Regions from separate parts of the Homo sapiens genome. Here region 2 is linked to region 1. The links are chromatin loops, found by intact Hi-C in ENCODE. Cell type or tissue: OCI-LY7. All regions are shown on one strand. Links, peaks and the distances in the headings refer to the core of each region. The heading gives the core; the rest is flanking DNA. Region 1 overlaps PDZD2 (PDZ domain containing 2). Region 2 overlaps PDZD2 (PDZ domain containing 2).

The links. Hi-C counts contacts between places; a loop is a spot of excess contacts. Peaks named below come from ENCODE experiments on the same cell type or tissue, not always from the same donor. Only the 100,000 strongest peaks of a DNase experiment are listed, where the experiment ranks them.
Region 2: a loop joins it to region 1, with 2.6 times the contacts of the local background. A loop is called at or near these places in 1 of 110 quality-filtered maps.

Annotation. Positions count from the first base shown.
Region 1 is chr5:31,988,585-32,004,060 of GRCh38, reverse strand. It overlaps PDZD2 (PDZ domain containing 2), which reads right to left. Exons shown (of 25, transcript NM_178140.4): 4 at 8,343-8,485; 5 at 3,790-3,922. Among named protein-coding and RNA genes, the nearest start is that of MIR4279, 60 kb to the right of the region's middle. In OCI-LY7, for the core only: CTCF peaks have their summits at 8,972 and 9,171; DNase peaks (open chromatin) are centred at 6,942, 8,150, 8,880 and 10,320; H3K4me3 peaks cover 5,500 bases; H3K27ac peaks cover 4,702 bases.
Region 2 is chr5:32,069,169-32,084,644 of GRCh38, reverse strand. It overlaps PDZD2 (PDZ domain containing 2), which reads right to left. Exons shown (of 25, transcript NM_178140.4): 15 at 14,995-15,076; 16 at 13,227-13,261; 17 at 12,328-12,484; 18 at 10,002-10,813; 19 at 7,039-7,183. Among named protein-coding and RNA genes, the nearest start is that of GOLPH3, 97 kb to the left of the region's middle. In OCI-LY7, for the core only: CTCF peaks have their summits at 7,536, 7,740 (motif pointing right) and 10,009; a DNase peak (open chromatin) is centred at 7,754.

The sequences.
Region 1 (15,476 bases), core at 4,887-12,886:
TTGACAAAGAAAAGCCATCCCCTTCCCCATTTTCCAAACTAGCAGGAGAGGCTGGATGCAGTGGCTCATGCCTGCAATCCCAGCACTTTGGGAGGCCAAGGTGGGTGGATCACCTGAGGTCAGGAGTTTAAGACCAGCCTGGCCAACATGGCGAAACCCCGTCTCTACTAAAAGTACGAAAATTAGCCAGACGTGGTGGTGGGCACCTGTAATCCCAGCTACTTGGGAGGCTGAGGCAGGAGAATCGCTTGAACTCGGGACGCAGAGGTTGCAGTAAGCCAAGATCACATCATTGCACTCCAGCCTGGGTGACAGGAGTGAGACTCCGTCTCAAAAAACAAAAACAAAAAACAAAAACAAAAACAAAAAAACTAACAAGAGAAGGAAGTCAGCACAAGAAATGCAGGTTTAGCAGTACATGGTGGAATGCTCGTGCAGAAACCCATGTTCTTCAGCACACGATTTTGAGGAGGTGGGCTGTGCAAATGAAACACGCGTTCTCTGCAGACACATGCCTCTGTGTGTGTGTGTGCGTGTGTGTGTATGTGTGGTGTTTGTTTATGATGTGGTGTGTGTGTAGTGTGGTGTGGGGGGGGTGGGTGTGTGTTGGGGGGAGTGTGTAGGGTGTGTGTGGGGGGGGTGTGTGTGTGGAGGAGTGTGTGTGTGGTGTGTGTGGGTGTGTGTGTGGTGTGTGTGTGGTGTGGTGTGTGGTGTGTGTGTGGTGTGGTGGGGGTGTGTGTGTGGGGTGTGTGTGGTGTGGTGTTTGCTGTGGTGTGTGTGTGGTGTGTGTGTGGCATGTGGTGTGTGTGTGGTGTGTGTGTGAAGGTATATGTTGGTGTGTGGGTGTGTGATGTGTGTGGTGTGTGTAGTGTGTGTGTGGTGTATGGTGTGTGGTGTGTGTGTTGGTGGTGTGTGGTGTGTGTGTGGTGTGTGTGTGGCGCGTGGTGTGTTTGTGGGGTGTGTGTGTGGAGTGTATGTTGGTGTGTGGGTGTGTGATGTGTGTGTGGTGTGTGTAGTGTGTGTATGGTATGCATGTGGTATGTGGTGTGTGGTGTGTGTGTTGGTGTGTGGGGTGTGTGTGGTGTGTGTGTGTTGGTGTGTGTGTGGTGTGTGTGTGTTCGTGGTGTGTGAGGTGTGTGTGGTGTGTGTGTGGTGGGGGTGTGTGTTGGTGTGTGTGGTGTGTGTGTGGTATGTGGGGTGTGTGTGTGTTGGTGTGTGGTGTGTGTTGGTATGTATGTGTGGTGTGTGTTGGTGGTTGTGTTGGTGGTGTGTGTGGTTGTGTGTTGGTGTGTGTGGTGTGTGGGGTGTGTGTGTTGGTGTGTGGGGTGTGTGTGTTGGTGTGTGGGGTGTGTGTGTTGGTGGTGTGTGTGGTGTGTGTTGGTGTGTGTGTGGTGTGTGTGTGTAGTATGTGGGGTGTGTGTGTTGGTGGTGTGTTGGTGTGTGTTGGTGTGTGTGTGGTGTGTGTGTGTGGTATGTGTGAGGTGTGTGTGTGTATAAGACCCAAAGATGCTTTCAGGCTCCCACTTCATCTGGCAAAACAATGAACTAGTTTCTCCTTCTCTTGCAGCATTTCCCTCCTTGTGGAATTCACCAGCTGACAGAGAGAATCCCGGGGTTTGTTCTGCCGCCCCATTTCCGGCGAGGGGCTACAGACAGCCCACAGGCAGACGCTCTGGGTGAAGACATGCAGGGAGCGCGATGGACTCAAGAGACACCCCAAGGTGTCCCTTGGTACCTCTGGAAGAGGAAGAAAGGACCTATGAATGGACAGTGGTCTCAACGCCTACCTCCAGGGACTCAGACGCCCCCTCTTCCTGCCAAGTCTTCACCAGAACTCTGTAGATAGATTCTCTTTGGAAGTCTGAGAGTCTAGGTCAAGGGTTTGGGGTAAAAGGTGTAAAGAAAGGAAAGCAGATTTTTTGGATAGCCCAAAATGTTCTTCTAATCTATTTGTTCAATACTCCGAAAATCAGCAATCGATCTTGCAATTCAAGGGGGAAAATATAAAGAGACCTATGACGCCAGGTTTGAAATAACAACAGAGATCATGGAAAAAGGATTCCCCATATTAGCAAGAGCGTCATGCTGCACAGGGCTAAGAGGGTGTGGCCTCATCCTGTCCTTCCCGGCTGGAATTGGAATAAAGCTTCATGGCTCCACTTCACCAGTTCCTCGGTCACATAGCCTCTGCCCTAGTCTCATCAACAGCACATCGGCCTACAGCTAAGACACACGAGAGGTCACTGCCTCCTCTTTCTCACCAGGCCACATAGACGCTGCCCTAGTCTCATCAACAGCACATCGGCTCACAGCTCAGACACACCAGAGGTCAACGCCTCCTCTTTCTTACCACAGTTGTGAAGTCCTGCAGACTAGCCAGTGCTTTAAGAAGGAGATGCTGAGGCTCAGAATTGGGCACTATATTAATGCACTCTAGGGTGGGTGTGAAAGAAGCTCTGGCCTGCCTGGGGCGTCAGGACCTGTGGAGGACCCGTGGAGAAGAGGCGGCAGGGAGACAGGGGACAGACACTGGGCTGGGCGTTAGGGCCCGGGTCCTGGCGCTGCTGATGGCATCATGGCCTCTGCAAGACGGTAGTGGCCACGGAAGCTCTGCCTCACTGTCTCATTTGTAAATTGGCTGGGCAAACAGGATTCACAGCGCCTCCTCCAGCTCCAACACTCAAGAGGCCACAAGTGAGAGCAGAAGCCACAGGCTGCCCTCGGCGGCCCCTGAGCCTCTCTTCCCTTTCCAGCTGCCCAGGCTTCCAAGTCTCCTCTTCAGCTCCTCCTGGAAGAGCTGCCGCTCTCTCTACATTGTCCTTCCTTACCATTCTTACCTTTTCTTTAGCTCTGTTCTTTCCTTTCCATCCCCTAACACTGCAGTCCCTGACCTTTTTGGCACCAGAGACCAGTTTCATGGAAGACAATTTTTCCAAGGATGGTAGGGGCAAGAGGGATGGTTTTGGTATGAAACTGTCCCACCTCAGATGATCAGGCATTAGATTCTCATAAGACGCGTGCAACCTAGATCTGTTGCGTGTGCGGTTCACAATAGGGCTCGCATTCCTATGAGAGTCCAGTGCCGCCGCTGATCTGACAGGAGGCGGAGCTCTCAGGAGGTAACGCTGTCTCACAGGCCACTCACCTACTGCTGCGCAGCCCAGCTCCTAACAGGCCATGGACCAGTGCCCATCCACAGCCCAGGGGCTGGGGACACCTGCCCTAACATATACCTATAAAAACTCTTAAAGGGCCAGGCATGGTGGCTCACGCCTGTAATCCCAGCACTTTGGGAAGCTGAGGCAGGTGCATCACCTGAGGTCAGGAGTTTGAGACCAGCCTGACCAACATGGAGAAACCCCATCTCTATAAAAAATACAAAATTAGCCGGGTGTGATGGCATGTGGCTGTAATCCTAGCTACTTGGGAGGCTGAGGCAGGAGAACTGCTTGAATCCGGAAGGTGGAGGTTGCGGTGAGCCGAGATTGCGCCATTGCACTCCAGACTAGGCAACAAGAGTGAAACTCCGTCTCAAAAAAAACAAAAACAAAAACAAAAACAAAAACAAAAACAAAAACAAACTTCTTAAGGAAAGCCAAGTAACTAACTGCACTTCAGCTAAGGGTCTCCATATAGCGTTGCCCTGTGGAAGCAAGGCTGTTTCAATAGCCCAAGGCAAACGTACAAGTGCACACATGTCTTTGTGTGTGTGTGTGGCATGGGAGGTGGGGCTCAACCCCAACTCACCACTGCCACCATTACGAGTACCAAAAAACAAACACGACCTACCTTGCTGGCCACCACAAGCTGCACCATTCCCGTGGCGGAGCGAAGAATGGCCACTGCTTCCTCGTGGGAGAGCCCGACCAGTAAATGACCATTGATTACCAGCAGCTCATCTCCTAAGGACAGCCTGCCATCCCTGAGGAAAGGGAGATGGGAAAAAGATCCCTTGTCAAGACATTCTGGGCCTGAGAAGGGCCATTTTCTGGAGCTAGGGAGGGTTGTGAGGAGGGACGGTTAAGATTGGGCTAAAGAGGATACTGTGATGGCCAGAGGCAGTTGGGGATGCGATTGTTTATTCATGTGTCCAGATTCCCATCAGAGGATTCCCTCCATGATTTCAGGCAGTGGCTCAGCAATATGCACATTAAGGTCACCGGCCTACCTGGCATCAATGTCAGTGAAACTCCCATCCAGGTGGAGATGTTGATAGAGGAACCAAGACCCCAAGGTTTGAGGAGAGTCGAGTCATTCGTTTCTTAATCCTCCCTGCCATCCTGCCCTGATGACTGAGTCACTGAGCTAAGCTCAGAAACAGCAGAGGTATCCTAAGCCCACCTGCATTCCTTACCTAATGCACTGCACTCCTCTCTTCCCAGGGATGTGACCCTGACCAGATGTCCTCTGGGGCACCTGTGATTCACACTACACTACACGTGTCTCTATCTCCCAACAGAGTTACAGGTCCCAGAGGGTAAAGTCTCTCACTCTCGGCACCTTGTTTTCTTTTTTTTAAAGTATGTTTTTTTGTGTGTGTTTGTTTTTGAGACAGAGTCTTGCTCTGTCATCCAGGCCGGAGTGGAGTGGCACAATCCTGGCTCACTGCAGCCTGGAACTCCTGGGCTCAAGTGATCCTCCTGCCTCAGCCTCCTGAGTACCTAGGACTACAAGTGCGTGCCACCAGGCCTGGTTTCTGCTTCTTTTTCATCCTTGAGTCTCTCCAGCCAAGCTTCATGTACAGAAGGACGAATCAAAACAAACAAACAAAAAAAAAAAACAAATCCCGCCACCCGCCCCCCCCAAAAAAAAGCAATTAAGAAAGGAAAAGAACAAATAAACTGCCTAAACTGCTGTCACTGCAGGTATCAGACCTGGGCTACAAACACGGTGTACACAAACATTTTCTGTTTCTTTCCCTTAAATTAAATTATGCCTGACTCAACTTTCTTCCCATTGGGCTGGCAAGAGACTCAGGTGTCATGGGGACTGCCTCCCCTAGGGAGGGTCAGGGCTTGGCATGGCACACTGTGCCAGAGCACTGGACAGGCCCCTTCAATCGTGGTGAGTCAACAGTTCTGTGGATTCCACCAGAGCCTCCAGTGCTCTGATCTCCCAGGATCCCAAAGGAGCCAGACATGGCTGAATGTGGGATAGGAAAGCTGGTGAGGCAGAGGGACCTCGAGCCTCGGATCCCACCGCATCCTCTAGACCAAGCTTGGCCAACCTGTGGCCTGCATGTGGCCCAGGATGGCTTTGAACATGGCCCAACACAAATTGGTAAACTTTCTTAAAACATGATGAGATTTTTTGGTGATGTTTTTTAAGCTCATCAGCTATCGTTAGTGTTAATGTAGTTTATGTGTAGCCCAAGACAATTCTTCCTCTTCCAATGTGGCCCAGGGAAGCCAAAAGATTGGACTTCTCTGTTCTAAAGGTTCACATCAGCACCTAGGGTGCTGCCATGAAACACATGCACGCCTCCGACACGCCCAGAAGCTCCGTTTGTCTCCAGTCTCTAGGCTCTCCCCTGGCTTTCTTTCAATGAATCAACTGACTTCTCTCTTTCCATCCTTCCCTCCCCTTTCCTTCCTTCAACAGCTTTTCTCTCACTTTCTGTCTCCTTCCTCTAGGGCATGTGCCATTGTCTTTTCTATGAATTTGGGCTTTAACAGGAGACAGGAGACACCAGAGAATTCTGATAGTCTCTGTTTCTGTCCTTCAAAAATTCCTGAAGCAGAGAAATGCTAAGGGCCCCACTAGTTGTTTGGAATGGTGGGAGAAGGGGAATGGGAAGACCACAGAAGAAACAAGCTGGAATCTCAGGAGCTGTGTGGGTGGGCCACTCAGGAGCTGTTTCCTATGGGAGGAGAGGGATTGAGGAATCAAGAACACAATGGTTCAGACCAGTGTCCTGGGCTTACTAATTCAGAATGCCATCAAGACCATCTCCATCCCTTGGGAGGCTGAGATGGATGGATCACGAGGTCAGGAGTTCAAGACCAGCCTGGCCAACACAGTGAAACCCCGTCTCTACTAAAAATACAAAAATTAGCCGGGTATGGTGGCAAGCGCCTGTAGTCCCAGCTACTTGGGAGGTGGAGGCAGAAAAATCACTTGAACCTGGGAGGCGGAGGTTGTGGTGAGCCGAGATCGCGCCACTGCACTTCAGCCTAGGCAACAGAGCGAGACTTCACCTCAAAAAAGAAAAAAAGACCATCCCCACTCCCTTTTCCTATTTCCCTCTTTCATTTCTCTCATCTCCTGTTACTAACTAAAATGCCCCGCTTGTGAATCGTATAGCCCAGAGGCTCAAAGAGACACACACACACAACTCCAGGCTAAGAATGAAATGAAAAGGATGAGACCCAATAGAAATGGCTCAGATGGAAAATAGACAAGAACAGTTCTTTGTAAGTTTATCTCTGGGCACAGGAATTTCCTAATGGCCAACTTGTTAAAGGAAGACTAGAACTTAAGACCTATGATTAATGGGAAACTGTCTATCTGACAGGAGCTCCTCAAAACATATGTCATTTTGGAAGTTAAGTAATGCTCTTTGGAGTAAAAACCACCTAAGGTCTTAATCCTTCAATAATTACTACCACCCAGACAACTAACAATTGCAGTTAATCTTATCTCTACTTTAGTGATTAGCATCCTATTCTGTAATAAAAGAACTGATGAGCATAAAAGACTTTGCTGGTTTGTGCCCTGGTCCTCTTCTTAGTTTTCCATTCTTCAGACTATCTCCAGCTCCTTCAACTGTACCTCATGTGATATCCTTCTGTGTCCCCTCTCAAGCTTGGGCAGGCCAGTACCAGTCTGGTTTGCCACACCCCTCTTAGAATCAGGGTACCTGAGCTGAACACCAAGTTCCGGACTAGATAAAAGATGATCAACTCGCTTATCAACGAAACTCTCCTTTTATATGCCTACTGTATATGTGTGGGCATACAACATACGTACACGCCCCAGCAGGCCTTGCAAATAGTAGACACCCTATGTGCATGGAAGCAATTAGCTAGCAGTCAAGAGCCTGCCTGACATTTTGGGACAGCTACATCCTTCTTACTCAAAATAAACTGTTTTGCACATGCTCTAGCTAAACACCATTCCTCTTCCTACTTCCAGATCATTGTTCAGATTAAAAAATAAGTTTTTGTTTGTTTTTTTGAGACAGAGTCTCTTGCTCTGTCACCCAGACTGGCGTACACTGGCACAGTGATGGCTCACACTGCAGCTTCGATCTCCCGGGCTCAAGTGATCCTCCCACCTGAGTCTCCTGAGTAGCTAGGACTACAGAAGTGTGCCACCATGACCAGCTATTTTGTTCTATTTTATTTTTTAATCGAGACGAAGTCTCACTCTGTTGCCCAGGCTGGAGTGCAGTGATGCGATCTTGGCTCACTGCAATCTCCACAACCTAGGTTCAACCCATTCTCGTGCCTCAGCCTCCCAAGTACCTGGGACTACAGGCACAAGCCATCACACCTGGCTCACGTCTTTGTAAGTTTAGTGGAGATGGGGTTTCACCTGTTGGCCAGGCTGGTCTGGAACTCCTGATCTCAGGTGATCCGCCTCAGCCTCCCAGAGCACCCACATTACAGGCGCACCCAGCTGCTATTTTTTAATTTTTATTTTTTGTAAACACCAGGTCTCACCATGTTGCCCAGGCTGGTCTTAAAATCCTGGGCTCAAGCAATCCTCCTGCTTTGGCCTCCCAAAGTATTGGGATTACAGGCGTGAGCTACTGCGCCTGGCCTACAAAAGAAGTTTTGAGGTATGAATTGTTTTCAGATCGCAAGGAGAAAAATTCACATTTACTTAATTTCCCTTCCACATCTGCACGACAGAGATACATATATCTAAGTATGCCTGAAATCCTGATAGACCTGACAAGTGGAGCCCCAGTGCATGAACTGTGGTCGGACTGAAAACCAATCACTTTCCCGGGTCATTCGTCAAGTCTTACGGGAGTTAAGATCTTAGGAATGCGGTGTTCTACTCAGCAGCATATTCTCAATAAGTAGCCTCATATCATCTCAGCAAGTTAGGATACGTAACATTCACTTGAAACTAAAGCTGCACTATAAAGAGATCCACTCTCTCCTTGTTTTAGAAGATCTTGCAATATCTTCTGCAGTTAGCCACTTCCTGTGCTCAGAGGTGTGTTCAATTCGAACCACTCTTGCCTGGTTTCCTCCTGTGCTCCAGCATAATCTTTATGAACTATAATCGCCAGGGCTTTGAACAAGTGGAAGAGCACCTGCACCAGTGGGGAGGGAGAGGGAAGGAGAGGAGGCAGAGGGATGGGGGAGAGGGGAGAGTTATCTAGTCACCTGTGAGCGGCACCTCCTTCCTTCACTTGAGTGACAACGATAGCGTGAGGTGAGCGCTTTGATCCTCGGCCTCCACTAACCTGAATTCCCAGCCCATCCGATTCTTTGAGCAGCTCCATCTTCCATATTCGGCCAACTTCCTCCTTGGAAGAAAAAGTGAGCACACCATGAAGGAGGTTGACAGACACACGGCATTGACACAGGAGAACGGAGCTGTCACGTCTGGCCGAATATCCATCACTTGTCCACAGATATCACAGATTATCACAGGAGAAAAGAATTCTGCCGATTGGACCCAAGTCTCTGGCTGGCAGTGCTGTCCAATAGAACTTTCTGTGATCATGGAAATGTTCTATATTTGAGCCATCCAAGACGGAGCCACCAGCCACAGGTGGCTATTGAGTGCTTGCGATGTGGCTAGTGGCAACTGGGGAACTGAAATTTGTAACTGAATTGAATTCTAGTTAAATTTCAAGAGCCACCTGTGGCTAATGACTATGCTATGGGCAGCATAGCAAAGTGATTAAATTTCCTGAACAGGGTCCTGTTAGGTGAAGCTGCTTCTGCCTGAAACCCGGATGCCACTGTGCACGTCAACACTGGCTATTTCTGGGGGCCTTTGACTTCTGCACAGCTACTAATTAACAAAGATGAAAGGAAGGCAAAGCTCAGGTCTTGGTGCCAGGAGACTTCAACTAGTTGGAACCTAGCTCTGCCATTTATAACTTATGAAAGCCACCTAATGCTTAAAAGTCTCAGTTTCCTTGCCTCCAAATTGGGAATTTAGTATTTCCAGGTTTGTTCTTAGAATTAAATGAGACATTTGTGCAAATAGGTGGCAGTACAACACCCAGTAAATAAATGTTGATAGGTAACTATATTACTTATATATACACATATAAGCATATTTATGTTAAAAACACCATATTGAGGGCCAGGTGCTTTGGCTCATGCCTGTAATCCCAGCACTTTGAGAGGCCGAGGCAGGTGGATCACCTGAGGTCAGGAGTTTGAGACCAGCCTGGCCAGCATGGTGAAACCCCGTCTCTACAAAAAATACAACAAATTAGCTGGGCATCATGGCAAGTGCCTGTAATCCCAGCTACTCAGGAGGCTGAGGGAGGAGAACCACTTGAACCTAGGAGGTGGAGGTTGTAGTGGGCCAAGATGGTGCCACTGCACTCCAGACAAAGCAAGACTCCATCACCAAAAAAACAAAAAACACCATATTGAATTGAATCTCAAACTTCCTTAAAACATATAAATGAGACGTTTGGTAGAGAAACCAAAACAAAAAATTAATTGATGAATTTGATACCCACTGCCACAGACACTGGGCTGCACGTTCCCTAAATACATTTAAGAAATGCTTCAACCCCTATAAAAATCTTTAAAAAAAAAACAAAAAACAGGCTGGGCGTGGTGGCTCATGCCTGTAATCCCAGCACTTTGAGGAGGCCAAGGTGGGGGGATCACCAGAGGTCAGGAGTTCAAGACCAGCCTGTCCAACATCTCTACTAAAAATATAAAAAAATTAGCCAGGCGTGGTGGTGGGCACCTATAATCCCAGATACTCAGGAGGCTGAGGCAGGAGAATCGCTTGAACCCAGAAGGTGGAGGTTGCAGTGAGCCGAGATCACACCACTGTGCTCCATCCTGGGTGACACAGTGAGACTCCATCCCCCCAACAAACAAAAAAAACAAAAACAATAAATAAATAAATAAACTAATCAATGTCTCTAAGCCATCTGATTGCTGATAGCTTTTCCACCTTGGTTTATCCTCTGCTTGTCTCCTTACTTCACTCCAAGGACACACACATATGCTCACTGCAAAACTGTTGACTTCCCCCAAGTCCTTAGCTATTTAGAGAAATGAAAGCAAAACTTTCCAAAGTGATTTACTTTGGGGTCTCACTTCAGACTCACCCCTGTAGCTCTTTTTAGCCCTAGCTATATGGGCCTGAGTCACAAGACATATGAAACAAAAGCCATCTTCATATGAAACAAATGACATATGATATATGAAACAACATATGAAACAAAAGCCATCTGCTTTTAACATCCATCATGAAAAGTCCAATGGAACCGTTAAGGTACAACATGGACAAAGCCACCATCCCCCTAGAAATAGGCAACCTGCCTGTTCAAGCTGCTTGCAAAGGAGAAAGAATGTGTGGCATTTAGAAAATCTGAAATACACAGTCAGAAACTGAAATGAAACTTTATGCAACAGTAAAAAAAACAGATGTTGGGCAGTCATTGATGTGCAGCAATAGGAATGTCTGGGGAAATTATTAGCAGACAGAGACCTGTTGGATCCCACACTCCTTCGGGTAGCGTGCTGTTCGGTGGGGCTCCGCTATCCCAGGAACAGACGCTGGTGCCAACTGTCTCCTCCATCCCCTGACCACAGTCAAATGAAGCCTGTCTGGCCAAATGTAACTTCAGAAGTCACTGGCTTACCACAGTAGTTCATGAACTTGTCAATGATCTCTATTTCATCCAATCACCTCATTTTGGACTCTATGGTTTTTGGTTTGCTGCCTCTGACCTCTGGAACACCTTTCCCTTCCCCATTCAGAAACATCCTCCCTGGCCTTCGAAGTCTCTCATGGCTCTACTACTTCCAAAAAGCCATCCTTGAGGAGCAGTGCAACCACCAAGATGGCAACTTTCAACACTTCCAATGGGGCCCGATGGCCTAGTGGATACCATTGAAAAGAACAGAATCAGGGATGTGCTGACTGGATGTTGTCCTGGCTTTCTGGGCCTCCCACGCCAGCATAGGGAGCAGCCCTGTGGCGGCCTCACGGCACACGCGAGAGTAGGATGGTGGCTTTTTTTTTTTTTTTCCATGGAAGAGGCACACTTGAGAGAAGGATGCTGGCTGTTTTTTTCCGTGGAAGATATGCTCTGGCTGCTGGGGTCTAGAAGATGAGTGTTTCTTCCTCCCCCAGGACAGAAAAGCTGTGAACCTCTTTCCCAAGAGCAACAAGGACCATTCTTAGAGTCCAGAAATAAGAAAATCTATTTGGGTTTTAGCGCAAATTAGTAAAAACCTATCCATCCCCCTTACTAGTTTACACCACCATTCTTTTCTCCTTTTCCCCTCCTCTTTGTTAAACAAAACATGTAAGTATGGTTAACAAAGGATGTGACAATACTAGGTACATTCCTTTCTAATTTTTAAATACTTTTAGAAGTAGGACATGTGACAAGAAACATGCAAAACGATGTTCATGGGAATACAATATCAGCTCAAATGTATATATATATATACTGACAGAAGAGTTCAAGACACTTTCCATCAAGAGCACCCACATTTCCACTCCACTTGCCTGCCCCCAGCCCCAAACCACAAAACTCGTTAAAAATAAAGTCATGCAAAACACTTAACAAATAAAACTGGCTTCAGAGGGCAGAAATCACTAATCTGTAATACAGCCCCCAACTACACTACTCAAGAAACAGACCTTCTTTTTCACTTTTATCCGATAACATAATTTTTTTTTAATTGAAAGTAGGAGATAGGAGGGGAGTGTCCAAAGAAATTAATGCAAGTTTCCTCACCTTGGAATTTCTGATCATCTAATGAAGGGAGTTCAGAGGACTACAAAGGAAGACACAAGCAACAAGAAGTAAATGTTAGCAGTTTTTTTTGTTGTTGTTTTGTTTTTTTCTTTCGAGACAGGGTCTCACTCTGTCACCTAGGCTGAAGTGCAATGGCACAATCTTGGCTCACTGCAACCTCTGCCTCCTGGGTTCAAGTGATTCTCCTGCCTCAGCCTCCCGAGTAGCTGGGATTACAGGTGCACACCACCACATCCACTCAGCTAATTTTTGTATTATTAGCAGAGACAAGGTTTCACCATATTGGCCAGGCTGGTCTTGAACTCCTGACCACTGGTGATCTGCCCACCTCGGCCTCCCAAAGTGCTGAGATTACAGGCGTGAGCCACCGTGCCGGGCCCACAATTGTCAGTTTTAAAGGTATTTGCCTACAGCAACGTTCAGTAAAAAATAAATCAGTGTCTGATATTTACTAGGCTAAAACTTGTACTGGCCAAAATCTAACAGGCCAACTTAAATATAACGATATTAAGGATATTTCCAACTGCCTCCTTAACAATTCCACTTGGGTATCTGATATACACCTTAGTACAATCAAAACTGGACTTTTTTCCTCTCTTACTCCTGGCTTTCCCATCTCAATGCAAACAGCATTATCCTCTACTCAGGCTAAAGATGATCCACAAGCCAAAAGTCCGTGAAGTATCTTTGATTCCTTCTGTTTAATCTCCCACATCTGAACCACGAGCACCATCTGTAGAGTCTACTTCCGAAATAGATGCCAGATCCACCGACTTTGGCCTTCTCCTCTCCCTAACCTCCCCCGTCAAAGTGACCAGCATCTTTAGCTTGGGTGACCACAATAGCCTCCAGTTTGGTCTCCCTTTTAAATTTCACCTCCTACAATCCATTATCCTCCATCAAACATCCAAGGGGAAGGTTTAAAAAACATAGGCTGTGATGCACTCAGCATAAGCCCTCCAACAACTTCCCACAGGACCGAGAATAAGGTTCAAACTCCAAGGTGGCATATGCGAACCTCTGTAACCAGCCCTGCCCACACCTCCTGAATCATCTCCTGGTGCCCAGTGTCTTTCTCATGGAACACTCTGTCATTCCTGCCTGAGGGCAGATGCTTTGCTGGTTCTTCCCTGGGAACATTCTGCCCCGGATTATGCAGGGCTGCCCTTTTCTGACACTCAATCCTCAGCTCAAACATCGCCTCTTTACTGAGATCTTCCTGCTCTGACACCCAACATCAACCAGCCCCCTGCCCATGACACTGCCCGGCCAGCTTTCACTTCACCCTGTTTTATTTCATTGACTCATCAGCTTCTGACACTGTGATTTGTGGATTTGCTTATTTATTGTTTGTGGTATGCTATAAATGCTGTGAGATAAGAACCTTGTCTGTCTTGTTTACCAACTAGTTCTCTAGCAATTAGAACAGTGTCTACCACATTATAATATCCCATAAATAGCACTGAATGAACAAATATAGAATGTTTATCCGCTAATCTTACAGTTCCATGATGGTCCTTGCGACTGAGGTTAAGAAGCTCACACAGATGGGAGATCTGTCTGTTTGCCAGTGTTCATTGTGTGAACCCTGGTCCAGTTGGAGAGACCGAGTTCTGCAACAGACCCTGTCTAGACAGATGGTTTGGGCATTTGTTTTCTTTTACATTAGCTTAAAGGGCAACAAGACTTTGTCAGCCTATTGAGAAAAAGCCAAACCCTGAAAAACTGGATGCTATGGACTTCTGCACTAATGTTGTTGGAGTGTTACCCTTTCCTGTAAACTGCCAATTACTGCGTGAGTTCACACATGTATCCCTTCACTGAAGCCAACGAAGGGATTTATTTACCAAAACAGGAGCGGTACATTAAAGGGAGCTGTCTCACAGCATTTAAATGACCTCATTACTGCTGGAACCAAAAATAAAACTTTATAACAGCAACTTTGCCCCATATGTGAGAAGACACAATCCAACCAGAATCTTGCTGCCGTAAATACTCCGGCGCTAGTTGCAAACCTTTTCTGAAACCGTTTGCTTACCCCTTCTTATTCAGAATGATCAGTAAGAAATGGGTGAGCATAATGTCAGAGCTGGAAGTCCCTTAGTCATCAGACCAAAATGCTCAGTTTATAGGTGAGAAAACAGAAGGCCAGAGAAAGGCCGCAGCAACCTGAAGGCCACAGTGCTGGGGATGGCAGAACTGAGGCAGGAACTTCAGGGTCCCATCTCCCAGGACTAGTATTCTTGGGGCCTTGATTAATAAATACCTACAAGGCACTGAGCTAAGACGGGAAACAAAGACAAAGAAGGCCCCGCCCTGCACTATTCACAATAGCAAAGATACAGAATCAACCTAAGTGTCTATCAATGGCTGACTGGATAAAGAAAATGTGGTATACACCAGGCCAGGTGTGGTGGCTCATGCCTGTAATCCCGGCACTTTGGGAGGCCGAGGCAGGCAGATCACTAGAGGTCAGGAGCTCGAGGCCAGCCTGGCCAACATGGTAAAACCCCCTCTCTACTAAAAATACAAAAAATTAGCTGGACATGGTGGCGTGTGCCTATAGTCCCAGCTATTTGGGAGGCTGAGGCAGGAGAATTGCTTGAACCCAGGAGGCAGAGGCTGCAGCGAGCCAAGATCGCGCCACTGCACTCCAGCCTGGGTGACGGAGTGAGACTTCGTCTCAAAAAAAAAAAAAAAAAAAGAAAAGAAAATGTGGTATATACCACAGAATACTCCTCAGCCATAAAACAGAATTAAATCATGTCTTTTGCAGCAACATGGATGGAACCAAAGGCCATTACCTTCAGTGAAATAACTCAGGACACAAAGTCAAATACTCCATGTTCTCACTCATAAGTGGGAGGTGAACAATGGCTGTCCGTGCAGAGTGGAATAACAGACACTGGAGACTGGAAAACGGGGAAGCAGGGTGAGAGCTAAAAAATTATCTATCAAGAAAAATGTTCACTATTCAGGTGATGGGCACGTTAAAGCCTGAACTTCATCACTACGTAATATATGTGTTGAAGAAATCTGCACCTCCATCCCCCAAATATATAAAACATTTTTAAAAAATCAAAGGCTTTGCTCTTAAAGTCTACTGGGGACACGATGAGCCAAATGGTAATTGGAATACGTCGGGCTCGGGCATGAATGAAGACCAGCAGAGGGTACCGCAGGAGACCGAAGAGGAGATGGCTAATGACAGAGCAGGCGGCAGGAATGTCACAGAGACCTCCTACAGGAGGGTGTCTTGAGGCTTGGTCCCCTAGGAAAGGTAGAAGCTAAGCGACGTGGGAGAGGGGAGAAGAAACCAGGTAGTGAGCGGAGCACTCGCAAAGGCTCAGAGGTGACACTAAGTATGGTCTTTGAAAAAGCTTGCAGTGAATTCACTCCAAATCAGGGAATAAGAAACTGGATATCAGGGATAGCTTCCAGACGGGGGTTAGTTACCAGAAAGGACAGGCCATGAGAAGCTTGCAACTTTCTGCCCTACCCCCATCTTCTGGAGTCAGGGGAGAAATGCTGGATTTTGAGT
Region 2 (15,476 bases), core at 3,753-11,752, 82 kb before region 1:
GAATTAAGTCAAACCAACTCTTCCCCAAATATTATGTTCGTTCCACAGCTCTCACATAAAATCATCTTAATTGCATTTTTTTAACCTGCTGACCTTGCTATGTGAATAATTAAGAACTAATTATTAGGACTCAGCCCTGTGCTAAGAGGTTTTCCAATAATTAAGGAGTTAACACTGTGCTAAGAGTTTTGTACACATTTAATTTTCCTCCTAACACTGAGGTATGTCCTGTGACCATCTGCATTGGAAGGATGAGGACGGAGAAACAGCGTGGTTAAGCAATGTGTCTGAGGTCAGAGTTCACAGGTGGCAGAGCCAGCGGTCGCCCCAGGAAGCTGGCTCCACAGCCCATGCTACTGCCTAAACCCTGACTATGTGGCCTCTGTGTGGAGAGCCCTTGGCAATCAAAAGGTTGGATCGTCGAGATCCCCATGGAGACCGTACTAGCTACTAGCTTTCCAGGCCCACTGTGGAAGGCCAGGGGCCTGCCAAGACTCAAAGCCACGTGCTCTTCTCCTTCTCTGCTCAACCTTTTTTGAACTTCCCCTTAAGCATAATGTTCCTGCTTCTGGTGACAGCAAATATGGGCGGTAGTGCGGGTGGTGGTGGGGAGTAGCAATGACACAAAAGGAGGGGATTTAAACTCTGTTTTTAAATTTCATATTCAGGCCGTGGGCGGTGGCTCATGCCTGTAATCCCAGCACTTTGGGATGCTGAGGCCAGGCAGATCACTTGAGGTCAGGAGTTCGAAACCAGCCTGGCCAACATGGGGAAATCCCATCTCTACTAAAAATACAAAAATTAGCCAGGTGTGGTGGTGCACGTCTGTAATCCCAGCTGCTTGGGAGGCTGAGGCAGGAGAACTGCCTGAACCTGGGAGGCGGAGGTTGCAGTGAGCCGAGATCGAGCCACTGTACTCCATCCAGCCTGAGCGACAGAGCAAGAATCCGTCTCAAAAATAAACAAATTTCATATTCGCTCACTGAATAAACCTAAACAGGCAATTCATGTTAGCAATTTGACTTTATTGCAAAGTCTGTAACTTAAAAGGTCTTCATCTGAGGGAGACGAGGTTACACTGAGGCAGCCTTTGGTTGTCACCTTTCAAGACAACCTTTTCTCTGGAAACGTTCGAAATGCCCAATCATGGGAGGAAGGTTGACTCGTTACAGCACATCCGTGGGGTGGAAGGCCCAGCAGCCTCTCCAGGTGATGTCGGGTGTAGAAGAGCCTGCAGGATAGCAGTGCGGTTTCCTAGAGTAGGCTATGGGTGTGCTGACAGCAGAGTGGTCAGTGCGAGGGACAGCCTGCTAGGTCAGGCCCATGGGCTGAGGAGCAGTCTTACTGATGCCAGCAGGCTGCTCAAATATTATTTCGTGTGGATGTATGAGGTTTAAAAAGGTTGTTAGGTACTGGTGACTACCACAGTGGATTTTTTTTTTTTTTTTGGCAAAAAGACAAAAAAAGCACAGGACTATATATTTATTCACACCCATATACGCACAAGACTCAAATGATACAGACCAAAATATTAACAGAGGTTTTTCACTTGGGCTTAGCTGATTTTTATGCTATCTTTCAAAACTTCCCTCTCAATTGTAATTTCTTAAGTTTCTAGAATAAACATGTATCCCGTTCATAACAGAGTTAAACATTTAGTGACAAACAGGGGGCCTGGATTCCCCACACTGCTTCAGTTTCTCACAACAGCTTTGACAGCTTTTCCAACAGCTACCACCTCCTCTCGTTCTGGTTTCCAAGAGCCACCATTTAACAGACAGAGTCAATTGCTGCCAGAAAGCTAAATGGCTCTAAAATCAGACCTCACAATCAACACATCTTGGTCGGCCATTTGCTCCTGTGTTTCTAAAGTTTCTAAAACTTTCTTAGGAAAATCATGTGTGTAGGTATACATACACACATACATACACACACACGTATCTTACTGTGTATCATATACTAGGCAGATATATACACACATATATGTTTCTCTTAGGAAAATCACATACACACACGTAATATAACTTATTCAACATATTAGGTACCAGATTGTGTTCCAAATGCTACACATGAAAATGTCATTGATTCTTCCTCAACAACCCCATGAGGTGTGTAACTTAGGACAACAGTGACTAATCCAAGGTCCCTTCCCTGGTCAAATGTTGGGGCTCAGATCTGAGCCCTGGCAGCCTGCGTATGCCCCTGTGTGCTTAACCACCGTGCAGTGTACGGGTCATTTTGGATTTTTTTTTAATGATAAGGTATTCCTTCTTTGATCACTTATGCATTTTTGGATATTTCAGTTTTAAAAAAGATATGTTTTGGCTAGGCGCAGCGGCTTATGCCTGTAATCCCAGCACTTTGGGAGGCTGAGGTGGGTGGATCACTTGAGGTCAGGAGTTCGAGACCAGCCTGGCCAACATAGTGAATCGCCGTCTCTACTAAAAACACAAAAATTGGCCGAGCGTGGTGGTGGGCGCCTGTAATCCAAGCTACTCAGGAGGCTGAGGCAGGAGAATTGCTTCAACTCTGGAGGCAGAGGTTGCAGTGAGCCAAGATCGCGCCATTGCACTCCAGCCTGGGTGACAGAGGGAGACTCTGTCTCAAAAAAAAAAAAAACAAAGATATGCCAGGCGCGGTGGCTCACGCCTGTAATCCCAGCACTTCGGGAGGCCGAGGTGGGCAGATCACGAGTTCAGGAGATTGAGACCATCCTAACACGGTGAAACCCCATCTCTACTAAAAATACAAAAAAATCAGCTGGGCGTGGTGGCGGACGCCTGTAGTCCCAGCTACTCAGGAGGCTGAGGCAGGAGAATGGCATGAACCTGGGAGGCAGAGCGTACAGTGAGCCAAGATCACACCACTGCACTCCAGCCTGGGCAACAGAGCAAGACTCCGCCACAAAACAAAACAAAACAAAACAAAGACATGTTTTGAAGAACATCCTTCTTACATACTGGAAAGCAGCTATTTGTAATAACACTGGAAGAAGAACTGCTACGAGCACTCAAGTACTCAGCAGGACCAACTGGTCACAGATAGCCTTTTCATTGGGAAGGAGAGAGAAATACCTAAACAAAAGGAGACAGAAGCTCTAAAATCTTTTAGAGATCCGGTAATCGGGTATTTCAGATACACCCCAAAAGCCCTTGAGGGTGCCAGTGTGTCACTGCAACTCGATCAATCCTGACGAGGACCCTTAAAGAATTAAATGGTAACTAATATATTATGTTTTGACATGTTAACTAAATATAGCACATATATCATTGCCTGTTAAATATAATCAGTTCCTGGTCTAGCATTCCTGGCTGCTCAGTGGGTGTAAGGGACACATAGCTGCACCTTTCTCAAGGCTCATTATCTATGGGAAATCCAGAGAGGGCAAGGCAGAAAAGCATCCAAACATCTGCACCCACCGGGGTCAGTACAGTCACAGAGGTGCACAGAGCTCCAGGGAGTACGGGGCTGGGAGACGAAATTCTCTCTACACTATAACACAAGAGAACTTGACATGCAGCAACCCACTTACTTAAGGTACAAACCCGCGGTATTTTTTTTTTTTTTTAAGTTCTGGGATACATGTGCAGGATGCGCAGGTTTGTTACACAGGGAAATGTGTGCCATGGTGGTTTGCTGCACCTATCAACCCGTGACCTAGGTATTAAGCCCTGCATGCATTAGCTATTGATCCTGATGCTCTCCCTCCCCCCACCACCCCATCCGCAACAGGCTCCAGTGTGTGATGTTCCCTTCCCTGTGTCCATGTGTTCTCATTGTTTAGCTCCCACTTATAAGTAAGAACATGTGGTGTTTGGTTTTCTGTTTCTGTGTTAGTTTGCTGAGGATAATGGCTTCCAGCTCCATTCTTGTCCCTGCAAAGGACATGATCTCATTCCTTTTTATGGCTGCATAGTATTCCATAGTGTATATGTACTACATTTTCTAACACTGATGAAAACCTCAGTATTGACAAAAACTGGCCTACCTAGAATAAGAAATTCCTCAGTGGCAAGAAAGGAAAGAATGTACTGCATGAGGTTGCAAATAGGAAATGTTGGTTTAGTGAAAAAAACCAACCCTTTGCTGTCCCTCTTCTATTCCAAAGCAAATCTGGATTCCAAGAAAACTTCCAGAGGACCATTATGTAGAACATGCACTCTTAAAATGTATGAAGATACTGGCCTCAAATGAAGCCTTACTTTGAAAGGTGACATTGAAGGCTGCCTCAATGTAACTTCATCTCCCTCAAATAGAAACCCCTCACCCCCCACTTTTTTTTTTTTTTTTTTTTTTTGAGATGGAGTCTCGCTCTGTTGCCCAGGCTGGAGTGCAGTGGTGTGATCTCAGCTCGCTGCAAGCTCCACCTCCCGGGTTCACACCATTCTCCTGCCTCAGCTTCCTGAGTAGTTGGGACTACAGGTGCCCACCACCACGTCTGGCTAATTTTTTGTATTTTTAGTAGAGATGGGGTTTCACTGTGTTAGCCAGGATGGTCTCGATCTCCTGACCTTGTGATCCGTCCGTCTTGGCCTCCCAAAGTGCTGGGATTACAGGTGTGAGCCACTGCGCCCGGCCAAATAGAACCCTTTTTAACACTCTTTGCAGTAAAGTCAAATTGCTAACAAAAAAATGCTTGTTAGTGTTTGTCCAGCAAGTGAATGTGAACCCGAAAGAGAAACCAGAACCCACAGTAACAGCCTCATCACTAACAAAGGAACAAAGAGCCTCGGATCACAGAACAGAGACATCAGGGGCCTGTATTTTTTCTGTGAGTAGCCATCAGGGTATGGGATAGATATTCTGGGGTTTCACTTTTTTCTTTTTTTTTCTGAGACGGAGTCTCGCTCTTTTTGCCCAGGCTGGAGTGCAATGGCTCGATCTCGGCTCACTGCAACCTCTGCCTCCTGGGTTTAAACGATTCTCCTGCCTCAGCCTCCCAAGTAGCTGGGATTACAGGCGCCCGCCAACATGCCCAGCTAATTTTGTTTTGTATTTTTAGTAGAGACTGGGTTTCACCATGTTGGCCAGGCTGGTCTCGAACTCCTGACCTCGGGGGATCCACCCACCTCAGCCTCCCAAAGTGCTGGGATTACAGGTGTGAGCCACGGCACCCGGCCCACATTTTTATTTTGTAGGACAGCCCTAAAAAGGAAGGCTATCTTTTTTCTGTCTACCACCGTAGTTTGCTAACCAATCAGAAGGCAGGCGCTGAGACAGTAACAACCAGCCGACAGTTGCGGAGGACTGCCGGGACTCCCACAGAGCTCGACAAGTGGGATCACAGTCATCACCAGCCACTGAGAAGAGTGTCCCCTACCCACAGAGTGCAAGTTTAGAATCCAGATTTCCTTTTTTTTTTTTGTTTTTTTTTTGTTTTTTTTTTGAGACAGAGTCTCACTCTGTCCCCCAGGCTGGAGTGCAATGGCACAATCTCAGCTCACTGCAACCTCTGCCTCCTGGGTTCAAGCAATTCTCGTGTCTCAGCCTCCTGAGAAGCTAGGATTACAGGCATGCACCACAACACCCGCTAATTTTTTTATGTTTAGTAGAGGCGAGATTTCACTATGTTGGCCAGGCTGGTCTTGAACTCCTGACCTCAAGTGATCGGCCCCCCCTTGGCATCCCAAAGTGCTGGGATTACAGGCATGATGAGCCACCGCGCCCCACCAGAATCCAAAATTTCAATAAAGGTCTCCACTAACAAGGAAGCAAAGTCACTTAATTCAGTTGATTTTTAAAAATCATGTTTTACAATATTATTTTGTTCAACTACTAGATGATGGGTAGCCAAATTTTACATACACACATACACACCCCACACTTTTTTTTTTTTCCCAGAGATTGGGTCTAGTTCTGTCACCCAGGCTGGAGTGTAGTGGCGTGATCATAGCTCACTGCAGTCTCAAACTCCTAGGTTCAAGTAACCCTCCTGGTCTTAGCCTCCAAAGTATAGCCACATGCCACCACATCTAACTAATTTCCTTTTTTTTTTTTTTTTTTTTTAATTTTTGAGACACAGTTTCACTGTATAGCCCAGGCTGGAGTGCAATGGCATGATCTTGGCTCACTGCAACCTCCACCTCCCGGGTTCAAGCAATTCTACTGCCTCAGCCTCCTGAGTAGCTGGGATTATAAGCGTGCTCCACCATGCCCAGCTAATTTTTTTGTCTTTTTAGTAGAGATGGGGTTTCACCATGTTGGCCAGGCTGGTCTTAAACTCCTGACCTCATGATCTACTTGCCTCAGCTTCCCAAAGTGCTGGGATTACAGGCATGAGCCACTGCACCTGGCACCTAAATAAATACTGAGATAACTTCTGCCTCCACGATGTTACTTAATCTCTCATCAACACTTATGTGTGGTTTTTCAGTATCATTTCACTTGTCCTTTGTGGAGGTTTTTGTTGCCATTTCTCAGTGCATTTGATTTCACGTAGGCAGAGTGCTGTGATTTTGATGGGTGGGAAGTCCTTTTGATTCATCTCATGTCTTGTTGGTGTCACAAAAGGGTAAAAAGGGTCAACTGACTGAAAATGGATGTGTTCAACATGGCATGAAAACGATGAGTTTAGGCACAATGATATAGTAAAGGTGCTAAATGCAGGCAGTATTTAAATGTTAATTTGTGTAAAAGATTTTTCTCCTTAAAAATATCAATTTCCTTTCTTTCTTTTTTCTTTTTTTTTTGACAGAGTCTTGCTCTTGTTGCCCAGGCTGCAGTGCAATGGTGCCACCTTGGCTCACTGCAACCTCCGCCTACCCAGTTCAAGCGATTCTCCTGCCTCAGCCTCCCAAGTAGCTGGGATTAAAGGTGCGCACCACCACGCCCGGCTAATTTTTGTATTTTTAGTAGAGATGGGGTTTCACCATGTTGGCCAGGCTGGTCTCAAACTCCTGACCTCAAGTGGTCCGCCCACCTCGGCCTCCCAGAGTGCTGGGATTACAGGTGTAAGCCACTGCGCCTGGCCTGTATAATGCTTTCATTAGGGTATCTCCCCACCTACTTTAAGATTAACAAATGGGAAAATAATCTTACCAGTCATGGGTTGTTGCCCCAGCTCTGATGCAGCTTTGGGCAGGTTCTCTGTGAGGTGGCTGGCATCCAGATGGGACAGAGCACTGGCTAGTTCACAGCTGGTAGAGACACAAGCATCTCCAGTGGTCAGCTTTCCCAGAGATTCCTGGCACAATGACAACCACAAGCCACTTGAAATAACTTTCAGGCTTTCTGCACCGTAAGATGAGATCATATATAGAGAGCAGAGCTAGTTCAGGAAAAGGCAAAGGGGCCCTGGACTAGGAGCCAGCAGATCCAGATTGTGGGTTTAAGGTCTGCTAGGAATTAAATGGTCATATCATTCTTCCCCAAGCCTCCATTTTTTTCAACTCTAAAATGGGCATAAAACATTCCCAGTCTTACTCATAGAGCTTAAAAGAAGACGATTAAATGAGAACAGTTATAAAAACAGCACATATAAGGCTAGACAGATGTAAGGTATTGTTATTATATTGCATAGAGATATCCAAGACTATAACACTAACTCCTTAGTTTGGTAGTGAGGGAATGAACGAATCTGGATAAACAAAATTGACATTTCATATTTCAAGACTTCACTTTGGCTAAGTGTCCATTACTTTCTCTTCTTCTACCTAACATTCAATGCAATGAAATTCTAAAACTAACAGTTAAATCAGCTTCATGTGAAATTTATCCATTGTGAGTGATAAAGTGGCCCAAAGGTGGCAGCAGAGCACAGAGGTGAAAGGGATAATATGTCTTTCAGCAGCTTTGGTAAGAAATCTTTTCATAAAATGTCAGTTACCAGCTGAGGGAAACCTAGATAGAGTTTAACTCAGTTAATTTTCTATTTATTAGTAACACAAATGTAACATAAAAACAGTAGAGGAGTTTCAGAACTAGACAGAGGTGGTGGGTCATATTGCATTCTGAATGTACTAAGTGCCATTGACTTGTACATTTCAAAATGGTTAATTTCATGTTATATGAATTTCACTTCAATTTAAATCAAGTAGTAAATAAAAACAGAATTTAACTCACGTACCAAAAGAGGAAGGTTTTTTCTTCCAATATTTGAGGACATATACTTTATAGCAATCCATTCTATTTTCTTTCTCAGATATAAATAAAATCAAATTTTGTAACTAAAATTTTTATGAGAAAAATTAGTCTTGTACAAGTTTCAAATGCTGCTCAAAAGTTCATTCTGAGAGTATTAACTTAGAATTACAAAACTCTTATTTTAATAGATATAAATTATTATGAATAAAAACCCTAATTTGCCTTTATACAGTTATCCAAAACTTGTGATTTGTTTTTTTTTTTTTTTTTTTTTCTTGAGACCGAGTCTTGCTCTGTCACCCAGGCTGGAGTACAGTGGCACGATCTCAGCTCACTGCAACCACCACCTCCCGAGTTCAAGAGATTCTCCTGCCTCAGACTCCCGAGTAGCTGGGATTACAGGTGCACACCACCACACCTGACTGATTTTTGTATTTTCAGTAGAGACGGGGTTTTGCCATGTTGGCCAGGCTGGTCTCTAATTCCTGACCTCAGGTGATCCACCTGCCTCAGCATCCCAAAGTGCTGGGATTACAGGCGTGAGCCACTGTGCCCGGCCGATGCTTTTTAAAAGAAGAAATTTACCCAATGGCCAAACATTATATTTTAAAACACAGGTAGTGGTTGGAGGTAAAATATGATATTTGAGGAGAAGGAAAAAAGATGTGCATTTCTATTAAAACAAAAATAAGGTTAAAAAAACGACTTTTGCCTGGTATAGTTTTTATGACTTAGCATTTTCCAGGTCTATTGACATATATGTTTATATAAACCACTTGAACACACATCTATAATAATATGGCTTTATAAGTCATCTCAGATTCTTTGTTCAGCGAGAGAGAGAGAGAAGTTATTTATGTTAAGGAGATTATAAACAACATTGATTTCTCGTACTGTCTCCTTGATAAAGTAGAGGTATATTGAACATTTTTAAAAATGAACAATTTGATATTCTAACATACTCGTAACCAAGTAGTAACATAACCAATATTAACTTGCATTTAATGTGGTACATTATCAATTTCTAAGTGAATGCATTCCTGTTATTCCATATGATACCACAGCAAGGTTATGAGTGGCTATAATTATATATAACCAATGTAGAAATTTGGAAAAATATAAGGATCACTCATAACCTTATCAGCTGGAGGGAATCACTGTTAACATATATTTGATGGTCCCTCCAGCTCTGTGAGATGACCAAGGCAGAGAGCACCAGCCCAGAGAACTAAGCTCAGAAATGTTTAATAACTTGCCCAAGTTGTAACTCGACCAGTGCCAACTAGTCAGCAGTGGAGCTCATGCCAGGCCCATGGTTTTACTTTCCCTGTGCCACACTGCCTTTCCATCATTAGCCACAGGTGCTGTGTACAGGTAAGACAGAGATTCTATAGTATCTTCTGGCCAAATGATCTCATGACTAACCTGCTGATACATTAATAAGCTCCCTAGGCTGGGTGCGGTGGCTCACGCTTGTAATCCCAGCACTTCAGGAGGCCGAGGCAGGTGGATCACCTGAGGCCAGGAGTTCGAGACCAGCCTGACCAATATGGTGAAACCCTGTCTCTACTAAAAAATACAAAAATTAGCCAGGCGTGGTGGTGTGCGCCTGTAGTCCCAGCTCCTCGGGAGGCTGAGACAGGACAATCGCTTGAACCTGGGAGGCGGAGGTTGCAGTGAGCTGAGATTGCGCCACTGCACTCCCGCCTGGGTGACAGAGCGAAACTCCATCTCCAAGAAAAAAAAAAAAAAGGCTTCCAAGCAGTCCAGGTATTTAAGTGACTGACTCTGTTGAAAGATAATTCTCCAGCCATCATCCTTTCCCACTGGCAGCTTACCCATGCTTTACAACAGACTCCATCTTCACTCACACATATTCATGCACTTCCATTCCAAGTAACTAAGAGAAAGTCAGTTACCTTCTCCACAGCTCCACCTGGCTGAAAGCCAGCGACAGTCACTTTGACAGAAGTGGCCTGGACTCTCGAGTCCAGATCGCATGGATCATTGGCTCTGCCAGTCAGGTTCACTGTCTGTGAGCCACTGGGCTTGGCCTCAGCCTCGGATCTCTTGCAGTGGGGGCTTACCCTGGCCACTGGTCTGTGCCTGGAGCCCAGGCCTTCACTTTTCTGCTGGGGGGAACTGGGGCTCCCAGTGTTCGTCGGACTCTGGGTGTCTGTACGGACTGTGTATTCCAATTTGGGTGCGCTACTTGATCCTGACAGTTCCTTCTTCCACCAGCTTCCAGGGCTCCCCTTGGGGGCCTCTGCAGAGTCCGTGAGGTTGGCTGCATAGGACGCAGCATCCACCATGCCCTCTGGGATACTCTCCTCTAAGTCCACTGAGCTACCAAGAAGAGGTGCCGAGATGGCCTTGCTCACCAGTGTTTTCCGGGGTCGTTCCTCTTGGTTGTGGACGTCCATGCCCTTGGAAGAGGAAATTGAGACACGCCTCGGGTCATCCTCTGACAGAGGCCTGATGGGACCCGGGAGGGCCCCTGGGAGTGAAATGCAGTCCCCTTCTCTGTCAAACTCTTCCTCATCACTGGCATCGTTGGCATCGTAGCAGCCTACCTTCCTCTGGCGGAGGAGAGGGTTTCGGAGGGCCTGTGGGCTTCCGGGGAGACTGGCTTGTCTGGCAACTGTCACCTGCTTGTGGAAGAGCCCAGAAGCCCGATGGCTCCCAAGAGTCACGAGGCTGTTGGCTCTGGGTTTTCCAGGCTCCTTGTGAGCTGGTGGAGGTGGGGACAGAAAAGTCAAGTGAAATTGAGCTTCCCACTTGGCCCTGTCTTATCATCTGACCCCATCATTACACATAAGCATTTCCACATTCACTAACACCAGACACACAGCCTCAGCCACTGGACACAAGGCCTAGGCAACATGGCTTCCTGGAGGCTATATGGAGTAGATAGGCGGGCTATCTTTCTCTTTTCCCTACTGACCTACCCCCCCCGCCCTTTTCTTAAACCCCAACCTCTGGATTAACTCAAACGTGTGCTGTTGGAAGACAGAAACTTAATACTTCCACCTCCATGATTATCTAACACATTGTTAGGGTTTAACCTAAATGCTGCTGAGAATTCCTCCATAGAAGGATGCCTGGGGACTGATGACATGTCCCACACACCTGGGCTGCCTTCTTGGCCCCTTGAGGTCCTTCCTTCATCTGCAGAAAGGGAGGCTTGATTGACAGGCACGTGAGTGCTTTTGCAGCATGAACTGTCCTATGTCTTAAAGATACTCTAGAACAATGCCAACCTGAATCTGCAACGATTTTTATATCTTGTTAAATGCAGTGAAAAATTACACGTTTGCACCTTGAAATGTTTCTATAAGAACAGAGCAAACTCATTGATAGCTCCGAATGAGTCAGAGTGGTCGTCGCCTGCCTCTCCTAAAACAAGGGGATTTTCTTCTTCAGATGTTAGAAATTAAGAGGAAACCTCACCAGCAGAAAGAAGTCTGAGAAATCGGTATGGATCATATCAGATTATCATCTCATATTATCTCAAATTGATATATCAATGAGATTAAAAAAAAAACCTTTTGATAATATGTCTCTTATGAGTTCTTAATCTTTAATTTACAGCCTTCTACAAAGAATGAAGCTAGGGCCTGGTGAGGGAAGGGACCTGGAATCTGGCTGGATTCCCTAAAATGTAAGGGCATCAGGTTGCCCATCCTGATTTGATGCCATAAAATTCAAGACTACATTATGTAAAGGGCATTGAAAGGAGGTCTGGTTTAGCCACCATCCACCCCTGACTATAGAATGTGTATCCAGCCCATTTACTGAGTAACTGAGTGGCCAGTCACTAACAGTGGCTGCATTTTCCAAGAGTAAACTCTCAGGGTACAGCATTGTCTAATGGTGCGATCTCAGCTCACTGCAACCTCTGTCTCCCAGGTTCAAGCAATTCTCCCCACTCAGCCTCCCAAGTAGCTGGGATTACAGGCGCGTGCCACCACGCCTGGCTAATTTTTGTATTTTTAGTAGAGATGGGGTTTCACCATGTTAGCCAGGCTGGTCTTGAACTCCTAACCTCAAGTGATCCCCCCGCCTCGGCCTCCCCAAGTGCTAGGATTACAGGCGTGAGCCACCGCGCCCGGCCTGGTCTCCAGCTCTTTTCTCGTATTACAGCGCCAGGGTAGCTAAACCATTGTAGCCGCCAGCACAGAGGTGGAAACCAGTCACTGCTGACTGGAATGCAGAGCCCAGGCCCTCTGGGGCACCCCTGCTTACTGGAGGTGCTGGGAGGCAGGCTGCCCTCCTCCGACGTGCTGCAGCCACTTCCCGGGTGATCCTCGTCCTCAGAACCGGCCACCATGAAGTCTGACAAGGGGCCAGGGACATCGTGGGCAAAGTACTGGGAGAGTTCAGATTCAGAAATAAGGGAGTCCTGTTGAAGAAGAAAACATCCGATAACTAAGAAAACACAGCAGAAGCAGACTTTCAAGGGTTATTACGTCCTATCTTTCCAAGAACACTTCGTTCTAATCAACGGTCACTTGAAATAGCTGTGATAGTAAACACCAACCTCCATGTACCTCAGAACGGCTAAATTGACAACTAATAAATAAAAAGGTGACTGCTGCCAGACAATGTTTTTAGAGACTTTTTGTTTTTGGCTAAATTTTTGGCAATGATCGGAAAAGCCACAGCAGCAACACATCAGCCATCCCAGGAAAAACACTGGGGGGATGCGATGGGAAAGACAAATGTGATTCAAGCCAACCAGTCTAGCCAAATGGTGAACAAAAACCAGGGGAGTTTGAATCCTGCACCCTGACGCACTGAGACTCAGCAAGAGCCTAGCTGAGGAAGATTGCGTGGCCTCCTTAAAGCCCCAAGTCCTGACTCACGCTGCTTTATTATGGAGCAGTTTGAAAACTTATTTTGCAAACTGTAGTTCAGTTCTTTTATTTTGTTGCTCTGTTCTTTTCCTGGATAAGTGTTTAGCAAAAGAAACACACATTTTTGCATCTATTCTCAAATGAGCATTGTTGCGATTTCCTGTATAAAGTGGCAAAAATGACTCATGGGCAGAAACAGGGACTGGGCCCTCCGGCTTGACTTGTGGGCTCCAGGAATTAGTTTGTGGTCCAGCTGAGGGAGGCAGGTAGCAGTTCACCTTGACTCACCTTTTTTGCAAGAGAGGGACTCTTCAAGGGGGTACCTGTTGGAGGGAAAATTCACCATATTGTCAAAACAATAAAGCTCAAGTCACAAATAGGCTCACATCCTTAACTAGAAAAGGAGGCGGCAAACACAGTAAACAAAACTCCCTTTGCTTGATGACGGGCTGCATGCACAGGGTTAGACGTGCATGCAGTCTACCTGCGTACCTGATCCTCATCCCCATCCCATCTGCCATGATGCTTCAAGCCCTAACTCAGATGCTACTACCTGCATGATGATCCCAGTTAGAAGTAATTTCTTCTGAATTTCCAAAGTGTTTTATCCTACCCACACATCAACTTTCATGTACATCATATAATGTATGAGTGGATGTGTCTTGTCTCCCTTCTTCAATCTACAGAGCAGAAATGTTGACTGATCTGACCCCACGGAGCTGGATATTTATTTTCAGACGGAGTTGGACTCTTGTTGCCCAGGCTGGAGTGCAATGGCATGATCTCGGCTCACTGAAACCTCTCCTGTCTCAGCCTCCCGGGTAGCTGGGATTACAGGCATGCGCCACCACATCCGGCTACTTTCGTATTTTTAGCAGAGATGGGGTTTCTCCATGTTGGTCAGGCTGGTCTCGAACTCCAGACTTCAGGTGATCTGCCCGCCTTGGCCTCCCAAAGTGCCGGGATTATAGGCGTGAGCCATGGCGCCCGGCTCCATGGAGCTGGACATTGTACTTCATATCTACTAAGTGTTCGGTGATAATTGCTGAATGGATTGAATTATGAATGAACAAATGAACATCACCCAAGAAACTCATGAAAGAACTGAGAAGATGACTGAATATCTATTTTAGTTTTTAACTGTAGGGTGAAAAGGCTCAGGATTTAAACTATATGCCATGAAGCAGAAGGGACTTTGGGCATGAGGATTACAGCTTAATAAACTCTTTATAAATGATCAAGTGGAAATGCTGGGATTATGAGAGCACAGCTTTCAGGCAGGTCGGGATGATGAACTGGTTGAATAGAAAGCCTATGATGGCTATGTCCACTTCAAATGTATTAATTATGAATGTAAATAATCAGGGTATTTCATGATTGCCAAAAAACCCTATGCTTTCCTTTTCCTCTGACAACTAATAACTTATGTCTCAGTTCCTTTTCCTCCCAGGTAGCAATCTGAACGTCAGTATAATCTCAAGCTCAGAAATGTGTGAAGAGTCCCTTTAGGCTTCCATGCTAAAGGAAACTTTATTTTTAAGACTTGATATGTTTCATATTTTAAATTCATATGAAATTCCTACTATCTCAAGCCTTCTCTGCCTGAAGTTTTCCACTTGAGCGAAATCATGATTTTTGCTACCTCTATTACCCTTTTGAATGGAAACTTTTTAATTCATGTAAAGAAATCTCAGGCTTTTTGGTAGATAATACTCTGCATCTACCAAACTACTGAAATTCTGGGTATCGTTTCCCTTTCATCTTTAGCATTTTGAATGAATCAAGCATATATACATGCAACACTTCTAACTTACCTTTGCAAATTATTTGTAAGTACTATAAGAAGCATGCATGATTAGATCTTTAATGAAGCACATTAAATAACTGCAGAAATCAAAACTAACAGCCAAGAGAAAGCATAGACTGTCTTTGACAGCTACTTTTGCCAAACCTGATAATTACCAAGAATCCAATAATACTGCACTGGGGAGTGCCTGTGGGTGAACTTAATGAGAAACTCTTCTGAATGTTGAATGAAAATGTGAGATTACAGTACCTAAGCCAGGAGAGGAATTGGCCTCTTTGCTCTCCTGATAAGTGCTGCGTGCTATGACTTCATCCATTTCCTGCTCGGAAACCTGATTTTCAGCAGAAAGCAAAGATTAGATGGTTTTATTTATTTATTTCTCCCAATGAAAGTACCTAGGACCAGAGTCAGAGTCAAGTGCAGATAAAGAGGCAAACCACAGGGCCAAGGATTATGACCATCCTCCGAAGCTGTAACTCAGAGCATGTAAGAAGTCCAGCAACACACACATAACAAGACTTTTCAACTGGTGCCCAAGTTCATTAAGCAAAGCATTCAGTGCTATGATTACCAACAACACAGCTGATATCTGCCTCTCCGGAAAACTCACTTCAATTTTTTTTTTTTTTTTTTTTTGAGACAGAGTCTCTCTGTTACCCAAGCTGGAGTGCAGCGTCTTGATCTTGGCTCGCTGCAACCTCCGCCTCCCAGGTTCAAGTGATTCTCCTGCC